5 separate regions of the Homo sapiens genome follow, and all the other regions are linked to region 5. Evidence: chromatin contacts called from ENCODE Hi-C data. All regions are on one chromosome and are shown on one strand. Each heading gives the region's core, a stretch centred on a gene start or an enhancer-like site at or near the end of the contact. The rest is flanking DNA. Distances are from core to core; before and after follow the strand shown.

Evidence for each region. Hi-C counts contacts between places; a loop is a spot of excess contacts on that map. Pooled maps may share reads with other maps.
Region 1: a pooled map shows a loop between it and region 5 (12-fold over the local background). The contact joins the promoter of TRIM33 here to the promoter of PRMT6 in region 5. A Hi-C loop is called at or near these places in 3 of 50 pooled maps.
Region 2: a loop to region 5 is called in a pooled map, with 14 times the contacts of the local background. The contact joins the promoter of CSDE1 here to the promoter of PRMT6 in region 5. A Hi-C loop is called at or near these places in 5 of 50 pooled maps.
Region 3: a pooled map shows a loop between it and region 5 (19-fold over the local background). The contact joins the promoter of BCAS2 here to the promoter of PRMT6 in region 5. A Hi-C loop is called at or near these places in 4 of 50 pooled maps.
Region 4: a loop to region 5 is called in a pooled map, with 9 times the contacts of the local background. The contact joins the promoter of MAGI3 here to the promoter of PRMT6 in region 5. A Hi-C loop is called at or near these places in 6 of 50 pooled maps.

Annotation. Positions count from the first base shown.
Region 1 is chr1:114,509,949-114,512,648 of GRCh38, reverse strand. TRIM33 (tripartite motif containing 33) reads left to right here and starts at 1,446. Exons shown (of 20, transcript NM_015906.4): 1 at 1,446-2,098. The coding sequence starts at 1,573. LOC124904348 (a long non-coding RNA gene) reads right to left here and starts at 1,311. Exons shown (of 2, transcript XR_007066452.1): 1 at 724-1,311. RefSeq lists enhancers at 1-249, 1,110-1,279 and silencers at 1,470-1,579, 1,610-1,909.
Region 2 is chr1:114,756,673-114,759,372 of GRCh38, reverse strand. It overlaps CSDE1 (cold shock domain containing E1), which reads left to right and starts at 1,389. Exons shown (of 20, transcript NM_001007553.3): 1 at 1,389-1,448. RefSeq lists enhancers at 1,183-1,472, 844-1,837, 1,673-1,992.
Region 3 is chr1:114,580,328-114,583,027 of GRCh38, reverse strand. BCAS2 (BCAS2 pre-mRNA processing factor) reads left to right here and starts at 1,413. Exons shown (of 7, transcript NM_005872.3): 1 at 1,413-1,529; 2 at 1,637-1,729. The coding sequence starts at 1,437. It overlaps DENND2C (DENN domain containing 2C), which reads left to right. Exons shown (of 21, transcript NM_001256404.2): 21 at 1-178. LOC105378914 (a long non-coding RNA gene) reads right to left here and starts at 1,185. Exons shown (of 3, transcript XR_947719.4): 1 at 629-1,185; 2 at 390-503.
Region 4 is chr1:113,389,104-113,391,803 of GRCh38, reverse strand. It overlaps MAGI3 (membrane associated guanylate kinase, WW and PDZ domain containing 3), which reads right to left and starts at 1,289. Exons shown (of 21, transcript NM_001142782.2): 1 at 455-1,289. The coding sequence starts at 770. RefSeq lists enhancers at 244-293, 344-843 and silencers at 524-683, 744-873, 1,284-1,643, 1,674-1,723.
Region 5 is chr1:107,055,233-107,057,932 of GRCh38, reverse strand. PRMT6 (protein arginine methyltransferase 6) reads right to left here and starts at 1,259. Exons shown (of 1, transcript NM_018137.3): 1 at 1-1,259. The coding sequence starts at 1,217. The coding sequence ends at 90. RefSeq lists enhancers at 458-667, 678-807, 818-957, 978-1,027.

The sequences.
Region 1 (2,700 bases), core at 197-2,696, 7.5 Mb before region 5:
GTGGCGTGCATCTACGGTCCCAGGTAATTGCGAGGAGCACGGCTTGAGCCTGGGAAGTCGAGGCTGCAATGAAATGTGATGACGCCACTGCACTCCAGCCAGGGCGACAGAACGAGGAGGTCTCAAAAAAAAAAAAAGTTTTCACGTGGTTTAAGGACTTACAGCACCTTTCTTGGGAACACTAACAGGAGACCAAAGCATTTCATGATCTTAACACTAAAACAGTTGTTGCACTACATAAAATCCTCCAAATACCTTTTTTTTTTTTTCAAATAAAAAGGCAACTTTCTGAAAGCTTTTCTTTTTTTTTTGAGACGGAGTTTCGCTCTGTCGCCCAGGCTGGAGTGTAGTGGCGCTATCTCGGCTCACTGCAGCCTCCGCCTCCTGCCGGGTTCAAGCCATTCTCCTGCCTCAGCCTCCTGAGTAGCTCGGATTACAGGCGCACGCCATTACACCCGGCTAATTTTTATATTTTTAGTAGAGACGGGGTTTCACCATATTGGCCAGGCTGCCCACGAACTCCTGACCTGACCTCAAGTGATCTGCCCGCCTCGGCCTCCCAAAGTGCTGGGATTACAGGCGTGAGCCACTGCGCTTGGCCTGAAAGCTTCTACTACCATTGTTGTAAGGGCATTTGTCACCCAGCTCAACCCAGGACACTTAAAGTGGGACCTCAGAAGGACGCAGTATTGGTTATATCCGTGGCTCTCCAAACTGACATACATAAGAATCAGCTGAAGGGACTTTTCCCCCTCCGTCGGCTCTCTCCCTCACTTCCTGATTCAGGTCTGGGGACTGGCCCTGGCATCTCTGCTTTGAAAAACTCCTCCGTTGATTCTGATACGTAGCAACTCCTGAGAATCACCTTAAGATGCCAAAAATAGCTGTTAAAGAGTTTCTTCCTCACTCGGTCTTTTCAGCCTATTTCTGATAGATCCTCAGTTCAAAAACAAAAAGCAAAAAAAAAACAAAAAAAAAAACCAAAACCAAACAAACAATAAGCCCCGCTTTAGTGCTCCACGGCCACCCAAAGGAACGCGGCTGGTCTACGCACAGCAGAGACCCAGGAGGTCCCGGCGATCGAGCGGCGCGGCAGGTGAAACTTCCGCGGAGACGCCCGGGACACGCTCGCAGGGACCGGAACCGTCCCGGCTACCACCCTTCCGTATGCACCACCGCTGTGTCGGAGTTCATAACCAACCCCAGCCAAAGGCTACCCAGCGTCAACGGCCTCTGGCTTTAAAAAAAAAATCTCCCTTCGGGTTAAAGAGCCGCGGCACTGACGCAAGGAACTGGCTTCGAGGGTCCGGGACCGCTCCGCGCCCGCGAACCGAGTTCCCGCCTCCCTCGGGAGGACGTCCGTGCGTACGTGCGCGTGCCGCAACCGCCCTCCTTCAAACGCGCGACGCGAGGGCGGGGGCGCCGCGTGCGCGCGCGCTCTCGTTGGTTCGCTCTCTCGCTAGCTCTCGGCTGCCGCTCTTGCTGCGGCTGCGGCTGGGGCTGGGGGCGGCGGCGGCGGCGACGCGGGCGGCGGGCGGCGCGGGGCGGTCCGGCGGGTTCAAAGAGGAAAACATGGCGGAAAACAAAGGCGGCGGCGAGGCTGAGAGCGGCGGCGGGGGCAGCGGCAGCGCGCCGGTAACTGCCGGGGCCGCCGGGCCCGCCGCGCAGGAGGCGGAGCCGCCTCTCACCGCGGTGCTGGTGGAGGAGGAGGAGGAGGAAGGCGGCAGGGCCGGCGCTGAGGGCGGCGCGGCCGGGCCCGACGACGGGGGGGTGGCCGCGGCCTCCTCGGGCTCGGCCCAGGCTGCTTCATCTCCTGCGGCCTCAGTGGGCACTGGAGTTGCCGGGGGCGCAGTATCGACGCCGGCTCCAGCTCCAGCCTCGGCTCCCGCTCCGGGTCCCTCGGCAGGGCCGCCTCCTGGACCGCCAGCCTCGCTCCTGGACACCTGCGCCGTGTGTCAGCAGAGCTTGCAGAGCCGGCGTGAGGCGGAGCCCAAGCTGCTGCCCTGTCTTCACTCCTTCTGCCTGCGCTGCCTGCCCGAGCCGGAGCGCCAGCTCAGCGTGCCCATCCCGGGGGGCAGCAACGGCGACATCCAGCAAGGTGAGCCGGAGGCCCTGCCTGGCATCTGGGCCGCAAGGGATTTGCGCAACCCTAGAGGAGCTGGGGACGGAGGTGCTGGGGCCTGGGGCTGCTCGGACGGGCGCCATCCCGAGGGGTCTCTAAGGTGAAAGACTCGCCCCTGGGACACTTTCCAGAGAAGCTGGACCGCAAGAGATAAGGGGAGCATGAAGGGAGGGGTGCCGGCTGCGAGAGGCTGGGGGAGGGGACACTGGCTCCGAGGGAGGGTTTGTGATGTGCGGAACCCGGCCGAGCGCTGGTTCTGGAGCTGGCAGACCCGTACAGTGAGAGAAGGGGGATTTGGGAAACACGTTGTGAGGAAGCGTTTTGGCTGAAAGGGCCCGGGCCAGCGAGGTGTTGAGGGAGTAGGTAAGAGGTAAGGGCAGTGAAGATGGATTGCTTTGGAGGGAGGGGACTTGGCGTGTTCACAGATAGGAGAGAGGAGGACTATGGATTAAATGGAGGTGGAGAGAATATGTTGGAGAGCAAGGGGTCCAGAGAAGGCGCCTGGAAGAAAATTGTAAGATGACATGGGGAAAGAGAAACTCGGAAAGTGGACTGCATGGTTAGGGAAAATCCTAAGG
Region 2 (2,700 bases), core at 140-2,639, 7.7 Mb before region 5:
AGCTTTTGAGAGTTGTTGAGAGCGGGCACTGTCAACAACCAGGGATGCAAAGATGAATTTCATAAGCTCTGTGCTAGAGTATTACTACCTAGTAAAAACTAATAATTACAATAGAGTGAGCTATGAAAGCATTGAAAATGAAGCAAATATTTGTGCTTAGGAAAGCGTGGGAAGGCATCAAAGAGAGCAAAAAGGCAGTTTTGAGGTGTTATACATGGGACTGGACACCAGCAACAAAGGTGGTGAGGAAATTTTTGAACAGAAATGGGACACGGCCTCCTCTTAGAATTCAAGAGGTTGAATTGAAGGTTGTCTTTCCTTCATTGCACTTATTCCAATGTGTATGTTTAGATTTGTTTTTGTGATCATCAATGATGCTAGACTAAAAGTTCCTTGAGGACAAGTCTATATCCGATTTTCTTTACAACTGTATACTTCCCAGTGGTTACACATACAACATGTCAAATAAATGTGTTGTAAGCAAAAAGTGGGTAGGAGAGTTCTCAGAAGACTGGCTGCTCATTATTTATCCAATACTGTCAAGTGAGAGAGCCAGTGAATCTGTGAAAACAGAAGCATTGAATCTGGGAAAAGCATTCCTCTCACCAGAGGAGCATGCTCTACTGTCTGGCAGGGGATAATCCATTGAACTTCCTGTGGTCATAATTACCCATTTTTCTCCTTCCTTCTTCCCCCATTGGATGAATCATCTCTTTGCTCTTATTTCAACCTTTTAATTACTGATCCACCCTCTTTGATTACCTGACACAACAGGAATATCTTTCGTAACTTGAAAGGTCAGTTGACTGAATTTGTTTCATTTTGTTTAGTGATTATGCAGCCTTGCTCACTCTTGTGCATCTGTTGCAATGTTTTTCGTGGAAAACAAAGGTCTCATTTAGATTTCTAAATTACCTTGCTACAAAGCTGACTCTATACTAATGAAATTCCTCTAAAACAGTAGACGTAAGAAAGAATGCTTGCACTATAAGAAGAAACGAGTGTGAGGTCCTTCCGGATTTTTGCTGGGAAAAGATAAATCATTTTTTATGACTCCTGAATATGCCATCAGAATTGTTGGCCTTCAAGGTTTACCCCATTATTGTGGGCTAAAACGTATTCAAACGCTCGAAGACTAGAGACGCCTAAAGCCACCCGCCACCCCTAGTGTCCAGGAGGAGTCAGTAAACACCGAGATTGCTTCCCGCAGCACACCCAAGAAGGAATGTAATGTAATGCAGCCACCATGTTGGTTGTGGTTAAGTGCAGCAAACTGCTTGGCGTCACTTAGCCCTGCTGCGCAAGCGTGTTGAGAGTACGCTTCACTCCGCCCCTTCTCGTGCACGCGCCCGGAGCCCGCAACTCTCGCGAGAGAAGCGAGATTTATTCCTACGTACCGGGCCGTGCTGCTTATGGCGGCGCTGGAGAGGGGGCGCTGAGCTGTTGGGGTGAGTACGACCTCAGGGTCCAACTGGGGGTAGCAGAAACCCAGGGGAAGGGCTGAGAATAAGACCAAGGCTAACGAGAAGCCTTCTGAGTCAAGGTGGGCACTCGTAGAGCTCTAGGTGGGGAAGAATGCACCCCGATTCCCTGCCCTGGGCTTTTTCATACGTCTCCCGTTCAACTGCCTGGGCCTCATGTCAGGTCGCAGAGCTGAAACGAGGAGTTGAGGCCAGCCGGCTGCGCGTGGTGGTAGTGGTGGTGGTGACTAAAGTGGGGGGAGGGAGCGAAAATGGAGGCTCCGACAGCAGCCAAGATGGAGGCAGAGGGTGCGGGGCTCGGGCGCGGAGGCTGCTGGGATCTGTAGTCTGGCTGCTTCCCCATCTGCGGCTTGTCTGGGGAAACGGGAACTACATGTCCCGGCGGGCGGGGCGAGGGGGTGGTGGCGCGGTCCTTTGTGTGAGGTTGGAAGAGCCTGAGACCGAGAAGAGGGGCCTACTTTGACTCTGGACCCTGTAGTTTCCTGGCCGTTACCTGCTTGGGAATCTGACTACCAGTACCAGAGCGCAGTGCGGCAGTGGCGCCTTCTTTGTGTATAGACTGAGACCCTGCTCCATCTAGATATCTTAGGGGAAGTGTTTAAAGACACCTTTCCCCAGCCACATCTGGCACAGTAGTGTGGCGGAATTGACATCGTTACTCCAGTCACCTAGAGCAGGGTCTCAGCACCCAACCTTCCCCTCATTGTCTCCCCTTCGGCGTCTTGAGAAAGGGAACCAGTCCCTAATCTTTTAGGCACGTGGCTCCCACCCCTCTATCTTGGGGAATGGGCGTGCGCCCTGAAAGCTCAGTAGTGTCCTCCCTTCCACCTCCTGTAGTTCTCATGGTGCCAGCGCCTGGCCCACCCACATTGTGCAATGAACGGCCTGGCTTCGTCATTCTATGTAGAATGTTTTAGAGTTCCCCCGTCGGAGACAGCTTCAAATTTTTGCCATGCTATTTTATCAATACGAAATCTTAGTGCCAAGGTTCTTTTGCTTTAAGGTTTTCCCTTAGAAACACCCAGATGGCGGCCGTCTTGCTTAACTCACAGGTGAAGCAGAGAACGCTCCCTGAAACAGGCTTGAATCTGCAAAGAATATCTGAACGTTGTTGGGCAAGTTAATTTTCGTGTTTTGCACCTTAAATGAGTAAAAGAATATGGCGCTCTTTAAACAGTTGGGAGACAGGGCGGAGAGGGAGAATGCTCAAAGGCACTGT
Region 3 (2,700 bases), core at 164-2,663, 7.5 Mb before region 5:
GACCTTTGCTTCAGCAATGGTGTCTTCATCCTCGCAGCCTGAAGCTGCTTCATTTCCTTAGGTCTGTTGTGTTTTCTGTAAAGTGTTAGGAATTCTGGATATTTTTGTAAAAGAATCAAGATTTGTATAAAATGTTGTTTACAGATCTTTTAATGAATAAATACATAAACCCCCCACAGATCCCTTGGAGAATTCTTTAAGATCTTTTATGTCACTTAAATCTATAGCTAGCACATTTACCTAATGGTACTTCGGTAATAAGAATTAGTCTTAGACTGACCAGGCTTAATAACGGAGGTCAACATTTCCAGGCTCTTGGCAGACAAAGGCTGGGTCTAGACTGCACACTGGGCAGGGCATATAGTCTGACAACTTTATTTGGTTTTTACCTGCTTAATCAAAGGGAGGCTGCTTAGTCCAGGAGCCATGCAGAAGAGAGTGCATGGGCAGCAGCTTGAGTGGTTCGGAGGCAGTGAGGAATGCCATTCTATTACCGTTAAGTCCTAAAGGCAAAATGACAGGATTTTTAAGGAACTGAGGTTCCTTTTGATACGCAGACCATAAAGCTTCACAATTTTAATTGGAGACTGGCGCCCAATTCTAGAGTCTCTTTAAAAAATGTACTTACCCAATGCAAAGGTTTTAAGGGCACCGAGGGGGAAGGATAGTTGGGGTACAGCAAGGAAGTAAAAGAGGAATGACCCGGGGTGCAGTGGCTCACGCCTGTATTCCCCACATTTTGGGAGGCCAGGAGTTCGAGGCTAGGCTTGGCAACATAGAAAGGCTCCATCTCTACAAAAAAAATTAAAAATTAGCCAGGCATGGTGGTGTGCACCTCTAGGCCCAGCTACTCGGGAGGCTGAGGTGGAAGGATCGCTTGGGCCCGGGGGGTTGAGGCTGCAGTGAGCTATGATCACGCCACTGCACTCCAACCTGGGCAGCAGAACAAAGACCCTGTGTCTACAATAAAAAAGGAAAAAAGTCTCGCACAGAGGAAGAGAAGATTAAGGGGAGAAGGTGGGAGTAAGCAGAGGTGGGAAACCAGTTTATCTCTCCCCGCCAAATGCTGCAGCCAGTTCCCTCCAAAAGTGTTAAGGGGCTCCCTTTCCAGATATCAATGTTTTGGAGGAAACGAAAAGCCCCAACTTCAAATCGCCGCCATTCGCAGGCAAAAAAAGGGGCAGTAAGCAGAGGACAGGAAATTGAGGCCTTTCGCTGACGCAGACAAGCCAAGACGTTACGTCACGTCCGCCCAAAACAAACCAGCCCGGCAATTTCTAGATACCGGGCGGACCCGCCTTCAAAATTAGCAACTGAGCATGCACTAACGTCAATACGGAGGGAACGTGATTACATCAGTGTCAGGCGCCGGCGTAATTAAATATAACTGAGTTTACGCAGACGCAGAAAACGCAGGCAAACCTGAGGTCCTCAGAATGGCGGGCACAGGTTTGGTGGCTGGAGAGGTTGTGGTGGATGCGCTGCCGTATTTTGATCAAGGTTATGAAGCCCCTGGTGTGCGGGAAGCGGTGAGTGCGGGGTGTCTTTGTAGCTGACTCACTGCTAGCTGGCTCGGTACTGAAAGAAACATGTTACAATTTGCCACTTCTACCCTGGTCCCTATTCTCTTTCTTAGGCTGCAGCGCTGGTGGAGGAGGAAACTCGCAGATACCGACCTACTAAGAACTACCTGAGCTACCTGACAGCCCCGGATTATTCTGCCTTTGAAGTAAGTATGTCTTGAGCCTAGGTGTGAACGAGAATTCCTGTGAACCTTTATTTTGGATTGAGAGCTTTAAATTCCAGTTTTAACCATTGCCTGCATAGCTACTACTTACCTACTGTATAGGTGTCAGTCTATTGAAAACAACTAGATAGATAAGTCTTCTCCGAGGTTCTTATTCTAAGATCCATAGGAAGACTTTCTGGGGCTCCACAACTCACTTAATGCAAAAATTTGTGGCTACCATTCTTTGAGATAGGATCCATGCGTAAATTCTCAAAGGGACCCTCTCCTGCCAAGATTCACTCTACAGCAAGTGATCTAGGGTTTTTTAATATGTATAAGCCTAATTACCTAAGCTCTTTAGAACCACTGGAGAGTGGCATATTAAAGTCTAGTTATTTACCAAATGTATGTGATACGACTGAAAGGACAAACCATATCCAAGTGTATACTACTTTTTTCTCAGCCTTCTCCTTTTTTCTGTAATCTATCCGATGTTTTTATTAACACATTTCTGATTAATGTAGGCAATAATTTTCACTGATATGAATACTTTACAAGTGCTAGGTGCCATTCTAGATTCTGAGATCATAGAGATATATGGGGTTTCTTTTTTAATATATTTTGTTTTCTTTTAATTTTTCTTTTCTTTATTTAAGACAAACATCCTCTCCAAAAAAGATAGGGTTTCTGAATACAGAAAAATACAATACAGTGAGGAGCTAGATATATAAAACAAAAAGTTTACAATAGTATGTATAAATGTGTAATAATATGTAAAGGACCTATAGCGGAGGGTATGTATAAGGACAAGAGGATTAGAGAAGGGAGTGTCCATGATTGCCTAAGGAGTCAGATGCTGTTCTACTCCACACATTGAGTATGATACTATTTTAAATGTATAACCTTGAAGTACACCCAGGATTCTAGTTAGGGTCTAGTTAGCTAAATGAAATGTAAGATATCATTTCTAA
Region 4 (2,700 bases), core at 40-2,539, 6.3 Mb before region 5:
CAGGTACACCAGGTGGTAACCTTGGCACCAAGTGCCTCTATAGTAAAGTCCCTTTTTCCCTGTTAGAAGATGCGTAAGATCGTTCCAAAGAAAATGTTACAATCCTAAGGGCCTTTTTGCACAACACAGGAAAAGGCTGGCCTTCTCTAGTCAAAAACTCTTGTCTGCGGGGGGAGATGGAGCTACAAATGTAGGAAACCCAGCTTCTAGTCGCAATTCTGTGACAGCTAGCACAGCTAGCAGAGCAACCGCGCCAAGCCAGAGCTCAGTTTTCCCTTCGGCAAAATGGGACTCACCAACGCCACCCCTCCCCCTCGTCAAGGAGTCTGGCACACCCTAGAGGTCTAAGATTACCCGGGACAATACGCGGTGGGGAGGTGCCGCCGCTCCCAGGACGCCCACCCTGAAGCCCCTCTCCCCAACACCCCGAGACAGATACGCAGGGCCGGCGTACCTGGTTTCACAGTCTTGAGACGGATGGGCTCGCGGAAGTGGCGGATGACAGCCAGGGTGTCCCGGTTGGTGAGCCCGCTGACAGGCGTCCCGTTTACCTCCAGCAGCACATCGCCTGGGCTGGGCGCCTTGCCCGAGACGACGCAGCAGGTGCCCCCGCCGGGCTCCTCGCGGAGCCGCCCCAGGTAGGGGAACTCGCCACGCTCCGCGCCACCGCGGATCTCCGCGCCGAAGTCGCCCGGGGGCCCGGCCCAGGACACGGCGCACTCCTGCACCTTGCTGAGCCAGTGCTTCTTCTTCTTCAGCGTCTTCGACATCCCGAACCCCGCTGCACCATGGGGGAGACCCCGCGCGGGCGGCCGGGGCGCCGCTCCGGCCCCGTCTCAGCCCGGGGGCCCTGGGCGGCCCGCGCAGCCCGGTAAGGGGGGCCTCGCCGCTCCGGCCCCCACCCCGCGACCACAGCCCGCTGGGGGCCCGGCCGTTCCCAGACGCGAGACGCCCCTTGGACGCCCCTCCCGGCTGCGCTCCCCGGGGCTGACCGGACTCCGCGAGGGCCACCGCGGGTTAGGCTGAAGAAAGGAAAAGGGAATTGTCCCCAGGAGGTTCCAGAAGGGGCTTCGGGCGGGGTCACTGCCGCCGGCTGGTCCCTGGGCTCAGCGCCCGAGCGGCGGGAAAGGCTGAGGCGGGGGGGCGGGGAGGTGAAGGGGGAAGAGCCGGGAACGGGAAAAATCCGTGGGGGGCGCGCAGAAGCGCGCGTAGACCCGTCGCGGGATCGATCGTGGCCGCTGCGGAGCTGTAGCGCGGAGACCAACGCCTGCCCAAGCTGCCAGGAAACTGCCGCTTTCAAACCAGCCGCAACCTCCTCCTCCTCCCTTTTCCCTTCCCCCGGCCCTCGCCCATCCCTCATCCAGAGCCCCGCCCCCTCCCGCCGCGCGGCGCCCGGCGCGCTGCCGTCACAGGCTGGGCGCTTGGGAACGAGCCCCGGCCCTGGACTCTCGCGCCAGGGATTGGCCCCCGGCGGGCAGGAGGCGGACCGCCAACGAGAATGGGGACCACTGGTTGGTCGGTGCGAGTGGAGGAGGCGGGCACTAGAATGACTGAAGTTTAGAGAGGGTGGAAAAAAGAAGTTTGGAGAGTGAGGGAGGGCGCAGAGGAGGGGCAGGGGAGTGGAAGGGGCTGTAGGTCGCAGGGCCGGGAGAGGCCCTCTGCGCGGCGGCTGGAGCCGAGGAAAACTCGAATCCGAGAGGGACCGAGCTCCCCGAAGTGGGGGCGTGGCCGGCGAGTTAGGCGGAGACGCGGGCGGAGCCTCTGAGCCTGTGCGGGGCGCAGAGAGGGGCCGGTGTGCTTAGATTGGAAGACAACGTGCGGAGTCCTGAGCCGGCCGAGGTTCCGGGGCCTTTAGGGTGGCCTGTTACAGCCGATAGTTTGCATTGAGTGGATATTGCTTGTTCATTCGTTCATTCAACAGATGTTACTGAACGCCCATTGAGGCAGGGCTTCGGAGTCCGGTTGATGAAAGATATTATAAAATAGAGTCCGGCACTGCTGTATGACCTAAGACAAATTAGACAACCTCTCTGAGCCGCAGCGTCCTCAGTGAAAAGTGAAGATTACAGAAGATGTACAAAATAACTGCATAGTGCCTGACAGTGGGTGGTTGCCTCTTAAAGTTTGGTAGCTGCTGCTGCTGCTGCTGATGACGATGACGATTTTGTGTTAGATATTGTGCTAGGTACTGGGATTCAAGGGTGAAGAAAACAGAAGCCCCGCTATTGAGGAGGTTACAGTCTAGTGGGAGAGACTGAGAAGTAAGCAGACTGCCTGAGGTGAGGGAGTGGGGTGGAGGTAGAAGGTGGATTATTAAGAACTAACCTGGTAGCCAGCAGATCTGGTTGGAGTCCTGACATGCTACTTACTTGCTGTTTGACCTTGGCCAAATCTCAGTTAAAGGAGGTGAAGGGAGAACGAACATTAAATAAAAGATATCGTAGATCCCTTCCAGCTCTAATTTTTCAGAAATTTCACTTGAGCTTTCTCTCTTCCCCGGCTTGACTTACACTCTTCCCTGTCTTTGGAATGCCCTTCATCTCATCTCTTTTAAAACTCCTATCCGTCCTCATCCCAAATGCCGGCTCTTCCAGGTAGCTTTCTCTGATTTCTTGCCCTCAAGTGGAAAGTGTTTTCTCTGAGCTATGATCTTTGTTTCACTTTTGCAGCATGACATTTATTTGTGTAGTCTCCTGTCTC
Region 5 (2,700 bases), core at 10-2,509:
GTGGGATCTCCCTTTCCCCTCCGACCTCGCTACGCCTCTCCCACGCAGGTCAGGCTGCTTTGGGAGGTAGCTGGGAGAAAAGGCAACGCTCAGTCCTCCATGGCAAAGTCTTTGGTCTTCTCCTCCTGGTCTCCCACTTTGTAGCGCAGCAGCACGCGCAGGCGACGGGGGTTGTCCCGGGAGGGCAGCAGCGTGATCTCTCCTGAAACGTCCGTGTCTTGCTCCACTTGCACCGGCTCGTTCAGGTAGAGGAGCGCCTGTTTCCAGTGAGTGGCCGGGTGAAAAGGCGAGGTGGACAGCACCAGGGGTTTCTCCGACTCCCCTCCAGGGAAGGTCACCTGGAACCAGATGGCAAAGCCATGCATGGGCGCCGAGCCATAGCAGCTGCAGCGGAAGCGCCCGCCCACTCCGGCCTCCAGCTCCTGCTCCAAGCCGGCGCGGGAGAGCTCTAGCTGAGCAAAGCGCTGCGGCCGGGCCAGCACGTCCTCGCCGGACAATCCCTGCACAACGATCTCCGAGTGGCCCATGAGACAGCGCGTGGCGAAGCCCTCCAGGCAGCTCATGTCCACACCATAGTGCTGCTTCACCTGGCTCCAGAAGCCCAGGCGCCATTCCAGCATCTGGTCGCTGATGGGGGCTATGAAGAGCTCGGCGGAGGCCGGCAGGAGAAGACCGCCCTCCTTCAGCCACTTGGTTCGCGCGTGGAGGACGGAGCTCAGCATGGACTCGTGCAGGAGTCCGTAGCCCATCCACTCGCTCACGATGGCATCCACCTGTTCCGGCAACTCTACAGTCTCCACTGGTCCCGGCAGGACGTGCACCCGGTCCTCCAGCCCGTTGAACCGCACCACCTCCCGGGCCTGTTGCCAGATGGCGCTGGCCTCTACCGCGTACACGCGCCGGGCCCCGGCCTGGGCACAGAAGATGCTCAGAATGCCGGTGCCCGCGCCCACGTCCAGTACCGTCTTGCCTCGCAGTGCTGCCCAGTTCCGAAGGATACCCAGGCGGTAGGCATCGGTGCGGACGCGGTCCGCGATCATCTCCTCGTGGACCGAAACGTCCGAGTAGCACTCGTAGTACAGCTGGTCCCGTTCCCGCTTAGTCCTCCGGGGTCGCTCCAGGGCCGCCTCCCGCTCCGCGCCATCTTCCTCTTCAGTTCCCTCCCCTCCTTCGCCGCCGCCCCCCGACTCAAGCTTTCTTTTCTTGGGCTGCGACATCTTGGCCGCTCTGCCCGGCTCCCGGCGGGCGTAGCGCGGCACGGCGCGGGCTCCAGGAAACGGGGGCTTCTGGGACTTGTAGTGCGCGCTCGTCCTTCCTACTTCCTGCGGGGTCGCCCGGCCGGCGGCGCGGAAGGTCTCCTGTGCCTGCTCACGGGAGCTGTTTTGTATTGCTCTTCTGGTGTCCTGGCATCCCTTTTCCCACCCACGACGCCCACATTCTGAGATCCTTTCATTCCCCCTCCCACCCTTAGCTCCTCAGTTTTTTGCTTTCACTCCCTTCCTGAAGTAGGCACGCACACTTAAGACTAATAATCCACCTTTGTTTCTTCTGCTGAACTCACCTCTGTTTTTTTTGTTTGTTTTTCTGTTTTTTGTTTTTTTTGAGAGGGAGTTTCGCTCTTGTTTCCCAGGCTGGAGTGCAATGGCGCGATCTCCGCTCACCGCAACCTCCGCCTCCTGGGTTCAAGCGATTCTCCTGCCTCAGCCTCCCGAGTTGCTGGGATTACGGGCGCATGCCACCAGGGCCGGCTAATTTTGTATTTTTGGTAGACGGGGTTTCTCCCTGTTGGTCAGGCTGGTCTCAAACTCGCGACCTCAGGTGATCCGCCCACCTCGGCCTCCCAAAGTGCTGGGATTACAAGCGTGAGCCACCGCGCCCGGCCTAACTCACCTCTGGTTTTATTCCACCGAATTAACATGGCAGCACCATCCACCCACTACCGCCTTAACTGGACAATTGTAGCTCTTAAAGTGCTCCAGCTGTGGCAATTTAGAAACTGCACTACGCATTTCTTTTTTCTGTTTTCAGTGCAGTTAGAGTGCAAATGTAACAAAATTAAAACCTAACAATGCAAAATCTTGGTTCTGATTCCAGTATGACCACTAATTAGTTGAGTGATTTAGGGCAAATAATAGAACTTCTCTGGCCTTTAGTTGCCCATTCACCCACCAGCGAATCTTCATTGCAGTTGGGGAAGAACTAGGTTTCTGGTTCTACTTAGAAGAATAGTTACTTGGCTTTCGGCTCTGCTCTGATAATTCTGTGGCTCTCTTAAGAGTTAAATCCTGAAAAGTGCAGACTCAAGAGCCATGTGATACAAGCAAACTCGTTGCTAGGTGTATTCTATATATATATGCGTTTTTTTCTCTCAGAAATAACGGAATCAATTTCTTTTAATCACTTTCTCAATGCAATTCATTTTTTCCTGTGTTTTCTTGTCCGGGCAATATTGACACTCTCCTCTTTCTCTTATATTTTTCTTGTAGTCAACCATCAGCTGTTACTCTCTTTTTGTTGTCCATAATGGAAATAAAATATGTTTTTAAATATGTGTGGCATCTGTATGGGTGTCCGTGTTATTAACAAGGTGGGCATAATGCCATTTTCTGCCAGCTTGAAAAAAAAGTCACTCAGAGTAAAATGGATTTTTATTTTCTTGTGGTCTTGAATTATGTCCTTGTAACCAATAGGCCTGTATTC